Linked DNA regions of Mus musculus: region 1 is linked to region 2. Evidence: chromatin contacts called from ENCODE Hi-C or POLR2A ChIA-PET data. All regions are on one chromosome and are shown on one strand. The core of a region is the stretch at or near the end of the contact, and the rest is flanking DNA. Distances in the headings are between cores, read along the strand shown.

Region 1 (5,802 bases), core at 420-2,919, 840 kb before region 2:
GAAAATGAAAGCAAAAATCTCTAGCAAACTAACGAAGTGCCCGGTCCACTTTTTAAAACCATATAAAGTACACATGTCATACAAAGACAAATCACGAACGAGTAAGGCACAGTATTCCCTTCAATCTCTAAAAACCTAAATGTATGTAAATTCAACTCAGCAGTACAAGAACATATTTTGGAAATGTTTTTCTTTCAGTCCTTGAAAATTGCGAATTTTATTAATTTTAATTACCTAGACTCAGATCACGCTACTAAGGTAATCAAGAGTCTTTGACCCAAAAATTTTCCTCCAAAAATAAAAATAACCAAAATGTGGTTCCTACAGTGTTCGCCACGATGCTCGGACGCAGACTGACCATAGTAAGTGGCACTTTAGAAAAACAAAACAAAGCAGAAACCCTTAAACCGCTCCCTTATTTCTACTGTTGTTTATGTGCTAAGCAGTCGGTCCTCCAGGGGAAGATGGGACCGCTGTCTCTTACCACCGCACCCCACAGCTCCTCGCACGAAGCCTGGAAGAAGTGGCCATTCAATAAATGCCTACTAAACACTTTTGTCTAACAAGTTGGGGCATTCCCAAACGCTGACTCCACCCCTGTCGTCGGCCGCTGGCTCCCGAATCCAGACAGCTTATGGCCTTGCTCTGATGAAACGAAACCTCATCGCTCAGGAGGACCCAGGGCAGGATCAAGAGAGCCACTCGCCTCCATCCCGCAGGGCAGCCGCTCCTCGGCTCATCCCGCTAGGATGCAGATCCCGAGCGCGGGTTCCCACAGCATCCCGAGAGGCTCCATGTCCAGCAGCAGATCTGCAGGGCACTAGTCCCTGCCCACCCCGCACCGACAGCCGGGCGTCGGGACACAGGGGACGCCTGCGCACAAGAACTGAGCTACCACCCTCCTGGCCCCACCGAGGCGAAGGGTAACAATACCCCTCAGCAGTAAGACAGGGTGGACAGGCGGCCCCGGAACGGCTGCGCGCTCCCCGATGCCTCGGCGCGCTCCCGGTGCACAACCGCCTGCACGTGAGCGCGCCCCGCGCGCGCGCGCCCAGGCCACTCTAGCTGATAGGGTCGCCTCACCTGAGCCGGGCTCCGCCCCCCTTCTCCTCGCAGGAGGAGGCGGTGGCCCTCCTCCGCTCGGACCGACCCTGAGGAAGGAGGCGGGAAGGTCCAGACTGGCTTCCCCGGCTGTGACTTCCGCCCGCCCCGCCCCTCGCTCCCGGCTCCTTCAGCCCGTTCGCGCGGTTCTTTGAGGACCCGGCGGAGGCCTACAGTAAACGGATGTGAGGTACCCATGTCACCGCCTCCACAGGCCTCCAATGGCCAATCATCAGGAGGGCGGGGCCACAGTAGGAGTGACGTTCTGAAAATCTGACCAATCCGCCATCCCAGGACCCCGGCTGTGTTTACTACCACAGCATCCGTGAGCGCTCTGACCAATCACAATTTGCCTTACAGCCCGTAAAACTGTTCTCAAAGATCTTTGAAGGCGGGACTTATCACTTAGCAACACCAGGTTTGGCCTGTAGAAAAGCTATTTTATGTCACGCCCAATCAGAACTCAGCATGAATAAGGAAAGCTAGTGTTTTCCGTCTACTTGAGCCAATCGCAATGACTACTGCCAGCCCTGAGTCCCTCCATTGGCTCGCGCTGACTGTGACCTGGAGTCTGAAGGACAGGTGACTTCCTCTCGCTGTGAGCTGGAGATTACTTCTAACTTGTAGGTTTGAGAAAAGATGTAAACGGAACCCCAAGAAGCCGAGTGAGACGAATGGCGAGCTTCACAATGAGTAGGAAATGCCGTCGGTCTAATGGTGGTTGGGTGGATCGTCGCCCGCATCGCGTCTCAGTTGCCCAGACGTCCAGCATAGCAACGGGAGGGTCGGAACTCAGTCCGACGTGTGCCCACCAAGCCATCAACTCCAGAATCAAGTTTACAGTCGCCACCACCTTAAAACTTCAGGGCTCAGCCCTCTTATCAATGCCGCAAAAGAGTCTGCTGGACCGGGTGGGAAAGAGGAAGGCCCGGCTGCCGCCTTGGCCTCTTGCGGTATACCACCGAGCAGTAAAATCAAGATTATGTGTTCTAGATAGCTTTCCTGTTACTTTGATAAAACTGAACAAAGCAGTTTGGAAGAGGAAGTGTTTACTGGGCTTATCACCATGGTTTCGGAAAGTCCTGGGAAGAATTCAAACAAACCGTAGACTAAAGCTACCTCCTGGCTTGGGCTCAGCTGTCCTTGTGCTCAGTTCACGCCTGCGTGAGAATGGACAGGCCACAAGGGATGAGCCCTACTAAGTCAATTAATAAGCAAGCAATCCCTTTTCCCAAGTGAAGGATAGTATAAAATTCTTAGTTGGTTCACAAGCTAATAGGGTTTCCTAGGGCTTCATCCATCCTTAGTTTGCACCAGTTCCCAACCCCAATAAACCCATATAAAAACCACACAATCCAGTTATAAATATAAGCTATGTACCTAGACTGGACAGCTCTAGCACTGTGCTAACTTATTCCCCAGCTGCGAGACCCTTTGCTATTTGCAGTTTCTCCTGGCCACGTGGTTCTGCTCCTCCTCTTCTTCAGTCCTCTCCCCTTCCCTTCTCCTCTCTACCTGTCCCTACTCTCCAAGACCTCCCACCTCTCCCCTCCCCTGCCCAATTACAGGCCTCAGCCTTTATTGACCAGTTAAAATGGGGAAGAGGATGCCCTCAATACCCTCCCCTTTCCCTCATCCCAGTTTCCTTTCCAGATTAACCCTTTAGCTCCTGACATTCTCTCCCTTTTCTACCATCCACTCCCACTACAAAATGTTTTTTAAGAGAGCATACAGAGCCGAATACAGTAGAATAATAATTACACAAAAATAGAACCTGGTGTGGTAGCTCACACATTTTATCCCAGTACTGGGAGGCAGAAGCAGATGGACCACTATGAGTTTGAGTTTGAGACCAGCCTGGTCTACACAATGTGTTACAGACCAAGCAGGATTATATAGTAAGACCCTGTTAAAGAAGAAAAAGTGCATATGCACAGAGATAAACCCAAGAGATGAAACAGAATGTTAGCAATGGCTCTCTTAAAGGGATGTGAGATTATGGGTTACTACAATTTTATTATCCATAGTTTCTGTGTTTTATACTAGTATACATCCAATATGTGTTATTTTGGTAATTGTTTTAATGATTTAATAAATGTCATGAAAATGAGAACACTTATATGTTTAACAAGATTTAATATAAAGCACTGATTCTTTTTTTTGTTGTTTTTGTTTTTGTTTTTTGAGACAGGGTTTCTCTGTATAGCCCTGGCTGTCCTGGAACTCACTTTGTAGACCAGGCTGGCCTCAAACTCAGAAATCTGCATGCTTCTGCCTCCCGAGTGCTGGGATCAAAGGCGTGTGCCACCACCGCCTAGCTCTTTGTTTTTATTTTAAATTTTTTTGCCATGTTTCATTTATTACTGTTATTGTTGTACGTGTGTGTATGTGCACATGTGCATGCATGCAGGTGCCTCAGCACATAGAGAAAAGCTTGCTGCAGTTGTTTCTGTCTCCGCTTTGATGTTTATAGGGGTTGAGCTCAGTTGCTAATCTTTCACAGCAAGTGCCTTTTCCCACGGAACCACCTCATTGGCCCCAATTCATCTTTTTATTAAAGAATATTGCAAGAATGTTGTGACTTAACATTAACAAAGTTAAAAGCATCAATTTAGCAAAGTCACCTTTGTTGTTCTCTGTTGTGAGTGTGGGTACACACCTATATCCTGACTATCAGCAGAAGAATGAAGGGGAGTTCTAGTTCTGAGTTAACCTGGGCTACTTGCTGAGTGTAAGGGTAGCCTTAAAATAAGAACCTATCAAAGAAAAGTTATTGTTTTGTTTACTGCTATTCCAAAGTTATCAAGAAGTATAAATATGTGGAAATGAACACAATCAGGCAAATACTAGGAAGCCAACATTCCACTGACCCATTAGAGGCCAGCCTGATCTATGGAGTGCATTGAGGCCAGCCAGGGACATATACCAAGACCCTGTCAGTAAATAACTAAATAAGAGCACATAGTGGTCTGTAGGGCGGGGAGTTGAGGATGGACTCTCTGCTCTGTGCAGCTTGCTGGCAGATTGGTACTGATGCATGTGGGACATCAGATCTAGGTATAGTGGTGTATGGCATCCCAGAGGATGAAAAAGAACTGTTTTTAAGTGTTGGTGTGTGAGAAACAACAGAGTGCTGGGAGGAGTTGTTGAAGCTGGTGAATGGAAAGCATAGGAGAAAGAAAAAGCGGAAGAAGAGGAAGAGAAGGGATTTTTGCAAGCCTCTGGCACAGGAACATGGTTAATCTCTCCATGGCCCCAAAGATCAGAGCTTCAGTTAGGGATTGAAGCTGTAGCAGATTTAGCTCCGTGCAAAGGAAACAAACAAAAATCCATCCACTCTGAAGTTAGCCTTACAAAGACTTGCTCAGGCAGCCTGCATCGACTGAGAAAGAAGAGAAAGGAAGAAGAGAGGAGAAGACAGAAGATCAAGGTGACACAGAAGAGGAGAATGGGAGAGAGATGTTGGTGCAAGAAAGGAAGCGGAGAAATAAGATGAACAATGGTTGGTTTCTGAGCTCTGGGTAATCCCTGCAAACCAGGCTCTCCCTTGCATTTCCTCCTCCATCGGCAATATCCTGAAACACCAGCAGATGGAGATATTGCCCTAGAAAACAGGAAAAGTTTCAGCCCCACCCCCAACTTAAAATTCAAATTTTCCTTTTCTTAAAAACACACTCAAAGAGAATGCAAGATGTTTCTGAATTTCCAAACTAAATTTAAGAAGCAAAGATTCTTATGGTAAAATTTACTTACTTTTGTTTGTTTGGTTTTTTGAGACAGGGTTTCTCTGTATAGCCCTGGCTGTCCTGGAACTCACTTTGTAGACCAGGCTGGCCTCGAACTCAGAAATCCGCCTGCCTTTGCCTCTGCTGGGATCAAAGGCGTGTGCCACCACGCCTGGCTAATTTTACATACTTTTAATAATTCATGCTTTTAATCCCAAAGAAGGCCACTGTAAATTTTTGACTTTAGATTGCTACTTGAAAAAGGTTCCTAACATTCTTTCTGTCCCAATTCAGTTATTATTTAATGTATACATATATGTATGTTGTCCGTGTATTTTTGACGACTGTCAGCTAATTGAGCAACGTTGGGATGCACTACAATTCTGACCCAGCTGGCCCATGGGTAACCCTTCTTTTTCCCAGACAGAATCTCTATCTTTTGCATCCTTGCCTGTGGTAATTCTGGGAATCCTCCTCACTCTCTTACCAGTAAGAAAGCAGCCAGTGCAGAGGACTTCCAGTGACTATGCCATCCTGGCAAAGAGGTGCCCCAAAAGGGAACCACTCTGGTGTAACAGAGCTTCCCAACTTTCAACTATACCCACCTCACATGCTGATTTCCAGATGATCTGATGGATTCAGAAGTGAAAGAAAAGAAAGAAACGTTCTGGCTGGGTGTGATGGTGCATTTATGTAGTCCCAGCACTTTTGGCGGGGGTGGGGGGGTGGGGTGGGGAGATCATAGTCACCCTCAGGCACAGAGTAACCCCAGGTAGTGATGTTGCCATTTCACCATTTCAAGGACCATGGTGCTTTGAATAGCAAAGCCATAGTGTCCCTGTGCTAGAGAGGGGTCGAGACGCCATCACTTGGTTTCTGGGAATTGAACTCAGGACCTCTGCTTGCTCCTCTTGCTGGCCCCGTTTGCTCCAGCCCAAAGAGTTATTTATTACTATAAGGAAGTACACTGTAGCTG
Region 2 (5,498 bases), core at 1,784-4,283:
ACCCAACCCCAGAAAGCATTTAGTGTCACACAGGGATAAAACCATACTAGGTGTCCCAGACGGCAGAGTTCTTTGTTCCTTTACTTAATAATTAAGTCATATTTCTATAGAAGGAGTGGAGGTAGTCCAGTGACAAATTCCTGACCCTCAGAAAGCAAGTGCAGCCATTGTGACACACTGTTCAGTTTCTTTCTGTGGCTTCACCCACAGAAACACAGGGACCAAAGACAGTGACGTCTCTACTAGGTTCTAGTACATTCCACCATTGCTGTCCTTGCTCTGCCCATGTGCAGCCCCCCTCCACAGAGGTCTCGGGTTGAGGGTCATAGGGCTCTTCTCTATACAGGGCTCTGGCTTCTTGTTACTTGTTTTGTTTTATAAATCAGTGACCTTACAAACTCAGAGAGACCTTTCGTGTATTCCAAAGCTGGAAGAAGAGTCAGTGTACGTTGACTAGATGAAATAATATTCACAAAGGCACCCATAGGCTGGCATCCTGGAGAGACATCAGCTGTGGGAGAGACATCAGCTGTGGGAGAGACATCAGCTGTGGGAGAGACATCAGCTGTGGGAGAGACATCAGCTGTGGGAGTACCTTAGACACTTATCAACTTCTAGGTTTAGATTCAACATGGAATCTTCAGGGAAGGCAAGAAAATCTAAGGGGGCATGGACAGAGGGGCCACAGGGGGCACATGGCAGCCCCTCAGATATGAAGGGGCTCACACATGAAACTCCCCTGAACTTACTCACCTGGGAACAAATGCTTGGGGTTTTCTGCATTAGGTGGTTAGGTGGCTGCCTTCCCATCATGCCCTGGGCCAGTGACAATTCAACAATGACCTTTTCTTATGGGTGTGAGGAGAATGGTCACAGTCATCTAAAAGTGGAACACATTCACTTGCAGTCTGGCCAGGAGCCAGGAGGACCTACAGTAAGCACCTCCAGAAGAGATAGCATCTAAATGCTTAGCAATGAGCTGGGCACCGGCACTAGAGAGCTGCCAATCCATTGAAGCAACCGCCGTTCCCAGGAGGAGCTTCCTGTGCCTCTCTGACTGCAGGGACCCAGGAGAGAGCTGAGTTGCACTGGGGCCTCCTGTATTCCTTTCTACCTTCCTTTTAAGTCCATCTTGACACCCAGCATTTGTGGAAACTCATCAGTATCCCAAACACTGTACTTATTCAGATCTGATCAGGGGTCTGAACCGCTGTGATCCATCAGGAGTGCCGGGACTCGATCGCCAGTATCTGTGGTGTGACTGGATGCTCAGCTGGCTGGGATTCACTGTCAGGCAACTCTACTAAACACCTGCAGTGTCCTTGCTCACTTTAGCCTCAAATGTCCATAACCCAGGTGCAGCGCACTCATCTTCAGATGGGATGCAGGAGACTGACGGCTTACCGAGTTACGAGGCTGCTGCTGCTTCTGCTTCTTCTGCTTCTTCTGCTTCTTCTGCTTCTTCTTCTTCTTCTTCTTCTTCTTCTTCTTCTTCTTCTTCTTCTTCTTCTTCTTCTTCTTCTTCTTCTCCTTCTCCTTCTCCTCCTCCTCCTCCTCCTCCTCCTCCTCCTCCTCCTCCTCCTCTTCCGCCCCTCCTTCCCCCTCCCTCGCCCTCTTCCTCTTCTCCATTTTATTTATATGAGTACACTGTAGCTGTTTCCAGACACACCAGAAGAGGGCACCAGATCCCTTTACAGATGGTTGTGAGTCACCATGTGGTGGCTGAGAATCGAACTCAGGACCTTTGGAAGAACAGTCAATGCTCTTCATCACTGAGCCAGCTCTCCAGCCCCCTAGGCTTCTTAATGGTGGAGCTGACTCTCAAGATTTCAAACCACAGCACCCATCAGGGTTCCACACATCCAGAAGACTCACCTGTGTGACAGGAGATGAATTTTGCTCAAGCCAAGATGGCATTGCAGGAGTGAGTGGGGCTGTTTCGGGCAGTGGTGGAAAGATCAAGTGGGTGATACCATTGTCTAGGATATCAATGTCCGCACCTGTTCCAAGCCTCCCTCCCACCATAGCTGATTAGACTCTCTGGGTAGGCTCTAAGCTCAGGTACCAAAGCATGGACTCCTAGCATTTAGGACATGACCATCTTTGGAGACAGGGCCATTAAGGAAGTCATTAGGCTAACTTGAAACCTTATTCTTAAAATAGGGGACTTGGGACTTCAGGTGCCAACAAAGTCCTCTGTCCTCTAGGAAGTATTAGAAAGGGTCAGGTGAGCTCTGTGACAAGTCAGCCCATGTGTCATTGACGGCTTACAAGTAAGTCAGCTTTAGTTTTTTGCCTGTGGGCTAGACTGTGAGGGGACAGCATGTAAGGGCCAATGCTCTAAGCATGGTGACTCAAGGTCTTGTGTTCCCCAGTTCTTGTGATTCCCCTCCCGTGGGAAAGAGGAAGTGGTGGGCTCTCTCAGTCCTTAAGCACACTGTGCAGAGGGGGCACCCAGCACTCCTGCACCTGTCCCACAGGAATCCTTGTTGGGCAGTTGCTCTCAGATGCCAGGGTGGCTGGAGTCTGGCCTTGATGAGGAAGAGTTACCAAGTAGTAGCCTTACTCTCCGCGCAGAGAATGTGAAGCTCATGGATGAGCCGCTAGCAGGCTCTGTCATGTATCTCTGTCACGATCTCAAACCTGTCTCCCCTCATTTCTCCAAACAAGAGGCTGGCTGCCAGTGTCCAAGGAGAACCTCTAAGCCAGCCGTCCTGGTTTACGGCTTGGAGACCTAGTTTATTACCTGTAATAATTTTTTATAGCTAGCCAAAGGCACACAGCTGCCAGGCAAAGCCGGCAGACAGCTGGGGGTGGGTGGTCCTGGGACCACAGCTGGGGCGGGGGTGAGGAGTGGGGGGTTGCTGTGTGAAAGGAATAGCAGCAAGGCCAAGGGGGAGGCAGCAGAAGAGAGGAGCCTCCGCTTGTGGATTGAGAATCAGAGGAGCCAAAAGTGTTGTGAAACCAGGAAGAGGGCTGCTGCCTGATTTCACTCCCAAGTAAATGTTTCACTGGGTATTTGCCTTTTCTCAGAGTCTGGGTCTACAGATCAAACTGGGGAGAATAGGAGCTCATGGGAAGCCGTCATAAACAAGCTTCCGAGGAACGGAGCAGCCCCAGGACCGCAGCATCCACAGTACCGCGCACAGTCGTCCTTCAGCAAGATGCTTGCTGCCAGCACAAGGTGAGCGGCAGAGACTGAGCAGAGATGGGTCACTCCTCACGGCTCTTTTGATGTTAGAGATTAACAGACTGGGAGAAAGACACGGACTGGCTAATCTGCAGGCAGGCGGACATGAAAAGGCAGAACTATGGTAGATTTCCTCCGTGTCAGTCAGAGCCACGGTGAGTGGGCAGAGCCCAGGTCAGAGGATCCTGACCGAATCCTGACTGCAGTCTTCTGACATGGTTTCTTCATCTGTTACTCTGGTGTAAAACTCCCCATCCTTCCTCGCCCTTTTTAATTGATATTTTATAATTGTCCGCATTTATGGAGTACACTTTGATGTCTTCATATGTGTAGGAAACACTGATCTGACCTCAAATATTTACCATTTCCTTGTGGCAAGACAGCCCTTCCCCTCCCCCGTCTGCTATGTAGCCAATTGTTAATTCTAGTCACCCTGCTGGGCCACAAAACAGCAGCACAGCAGTGGCCCCTTTTCCTCATAGCTGTAACTTTGTATGGTGGCCAGCCTCTCTCACCAGCCTCCTCCTTCTCCCTCCTCTCTTGTCCCAGCCTGCCCTTGTGTCAGCCTTTTCTGGTGGCCCTAGATGAGTGATGTCATGCATTGCTTATCTTCCTGCAATGCCCTCTGGGCTCATCTATGTTGACAGGATTTCCTTCTTTATTTGAGTTTATTTAAGTTATGGATGTAACTTATTCTCTTTGCCCTGAAGTTGGACCTGGTGGTAGACACCATGTTTCAGCTGTTGTGAATATTAAGCATGAATGCATCTACCGCTTTGAAAACACTACTTTCATTTCCTTGGTCGATGTCTCCACTAGTGGAAATGTTGAATTGAGAGGAAGTTGGATTTTTAGTTTTTTGAAGACTCTCCATGCCTTCTCCCATGATGGTCAGGCTGATTTACCCCCAGTGCGTGCAACTGTCCTCTTTTCTCCGCCCTCAGCAGCATCTGCCTTCTTGCTGAGAATAGCCTTTCTGACAGGAGAGGGTGAGCCCACAAACTTGAGAGCATCAAAGGAGAACTGGGATGGGAAGGATGGAGGATCAGGGAAGTTCTAGTCCTGCCCAGATGGTAGGAACTGAGACTCGCACTCTGACCTGAGAACTTGGGGAATCAAGAGCAGAAAACAGGCCCACTGCCTTCTGGAGTCCCAGGATCTGGTCAGAATGCTAAGAGATCCCAAAGTAGACAGGAGAGAAGGGAGCCATGGAGACAAAGAAGGCATGATGGGAGTTATCTAGAGGATAGGTAAATGGAGAGGGCTGAGCATCTCTGGAGGGTGTGGGAAGGGAATGGTGTGCTGTAGAGTCCAAGAGAGCCTGCCCCTCTCTCTCCAGTGGGCTCTGTGGCTGGGGGAGAGCAGGAGAGGCTGAGGTGACAGGGCCTGATGCCATCAGATGTGGGTTTCTAGAAAGGTGGCTCTGGTCCACATGGCGGATGGGTCAGAGATGGGGCAGAGGGCTGCTGTATGGTCTAGTGACAATGATCATTACCTGGGCTACGAGCAAGGACAGAGCTGAGCGGATTCCACAGGGATGGAGGAGCCAGCCAGAGTCGCTCTGGATCTGTGATGTGGCCAGATGGGCATGTGGAGCCACTGCTCCTGCAATGAGGACTTCGGAGGATGAGCTGGTTAGAGGGACAGGCTGACCTGTGGCTCCATGGGACAGTGAGAAAGTGTTCCTCAGGAGGAAGGCACCTGGTGTGGCTGTGCAGAGGGGACTCAGTCCACCTTTAGGCCAGTTGTGTGCCGAAAATATGTGTGTGTATACATATACATATATATGTGTGTGTATAAAAGTGTATATATATGTGCATACACACAAATTATAATATATTTTAAAATTTATTTTCCCCCATTTCCTTTCATCTGTATGGATGTTTTGCCTACAAGTATGTCTGTTCACCACGTCTATGCCTTGTGCCCGTGGAGATGATATCAGATCCTCTAGAACTGGAGTTACAAATGGTTGTGAGCTTCCAGATGGATGCTGGGAATCAAACCCAGATCCTCCCCCAAAGCAGCCAGGGCTCTTAGCCATGAGCCATCTCTCTGCCCCTGATAAAATAAACCTTCAGACAAAGAATGGTAGGGAGTAGAAACAAACCTCTTTCTTCTTCAGTCAACCTTTTCTTTTTTTTTTTGGTTTTTCGAGACAGGGTTTCTCTGTGTAGCCCTGGCTGTCCTGGAACTCATTTTGTAGACCAGGCTGGCCTCAAACTCAGAAATCCACCTGCCTCTGCCTCCCTCAGTCGACCTTTTTATTTTTTCATGATGGCTGCTCTGAGTACTTCAGATACACACG

What was found. Hi-C counts contacts between places; a loop is a spot of excess contacts on that map. ChIA-PET counts read pairs that join two places held with the same protein, here RNA polymerase II (POLR2A).
Region 1: a loop to region 2 is called in a map of left cerebral cortex, with 2.8 times the contacts of the local background. The contact joins the promoter of 1700055D18Rik here to the promoter of Stra6l in region 2. A Hi-C loop is called at or near these places in 6 of 37 maps with a recorded cell type or tissue (heart, left cerebral cortex and v-Abl transformed pro-B cells). POLR2A ChIA-PET finds 5 or more read pairs at or near these places in 1 of 5 experiments (Patski).

What each region holds. Positions count from the first base shown.
Region 1 is chr4:45,011,141-45,016,942 of GRCm38, forward strand. It overlaps 1700055D18Rik (RIKEN cDNA 1700055D18 gene), which reads left to right and starts at 1,670. Exons shown (of 1, transcript NR_166789.1): 1 at 1,670-3,211. Zbtb5 (zinc finger and BTB domain containing 5) reads right to left here and starts at 1,272. Exons shown (of 2, transcript NM_173399.3): 1 at 1,084-1,272.
Region 2 is chr4:45,845,914-45,851,411 of GRCm38, forward strand. Stra6l (STRA6-like) reads left to right here and starts at 3,034. Exons shown (of 18, transcript NM_028788.4): 1 at 3,034-3,184. The coding sequence starts at 3,165.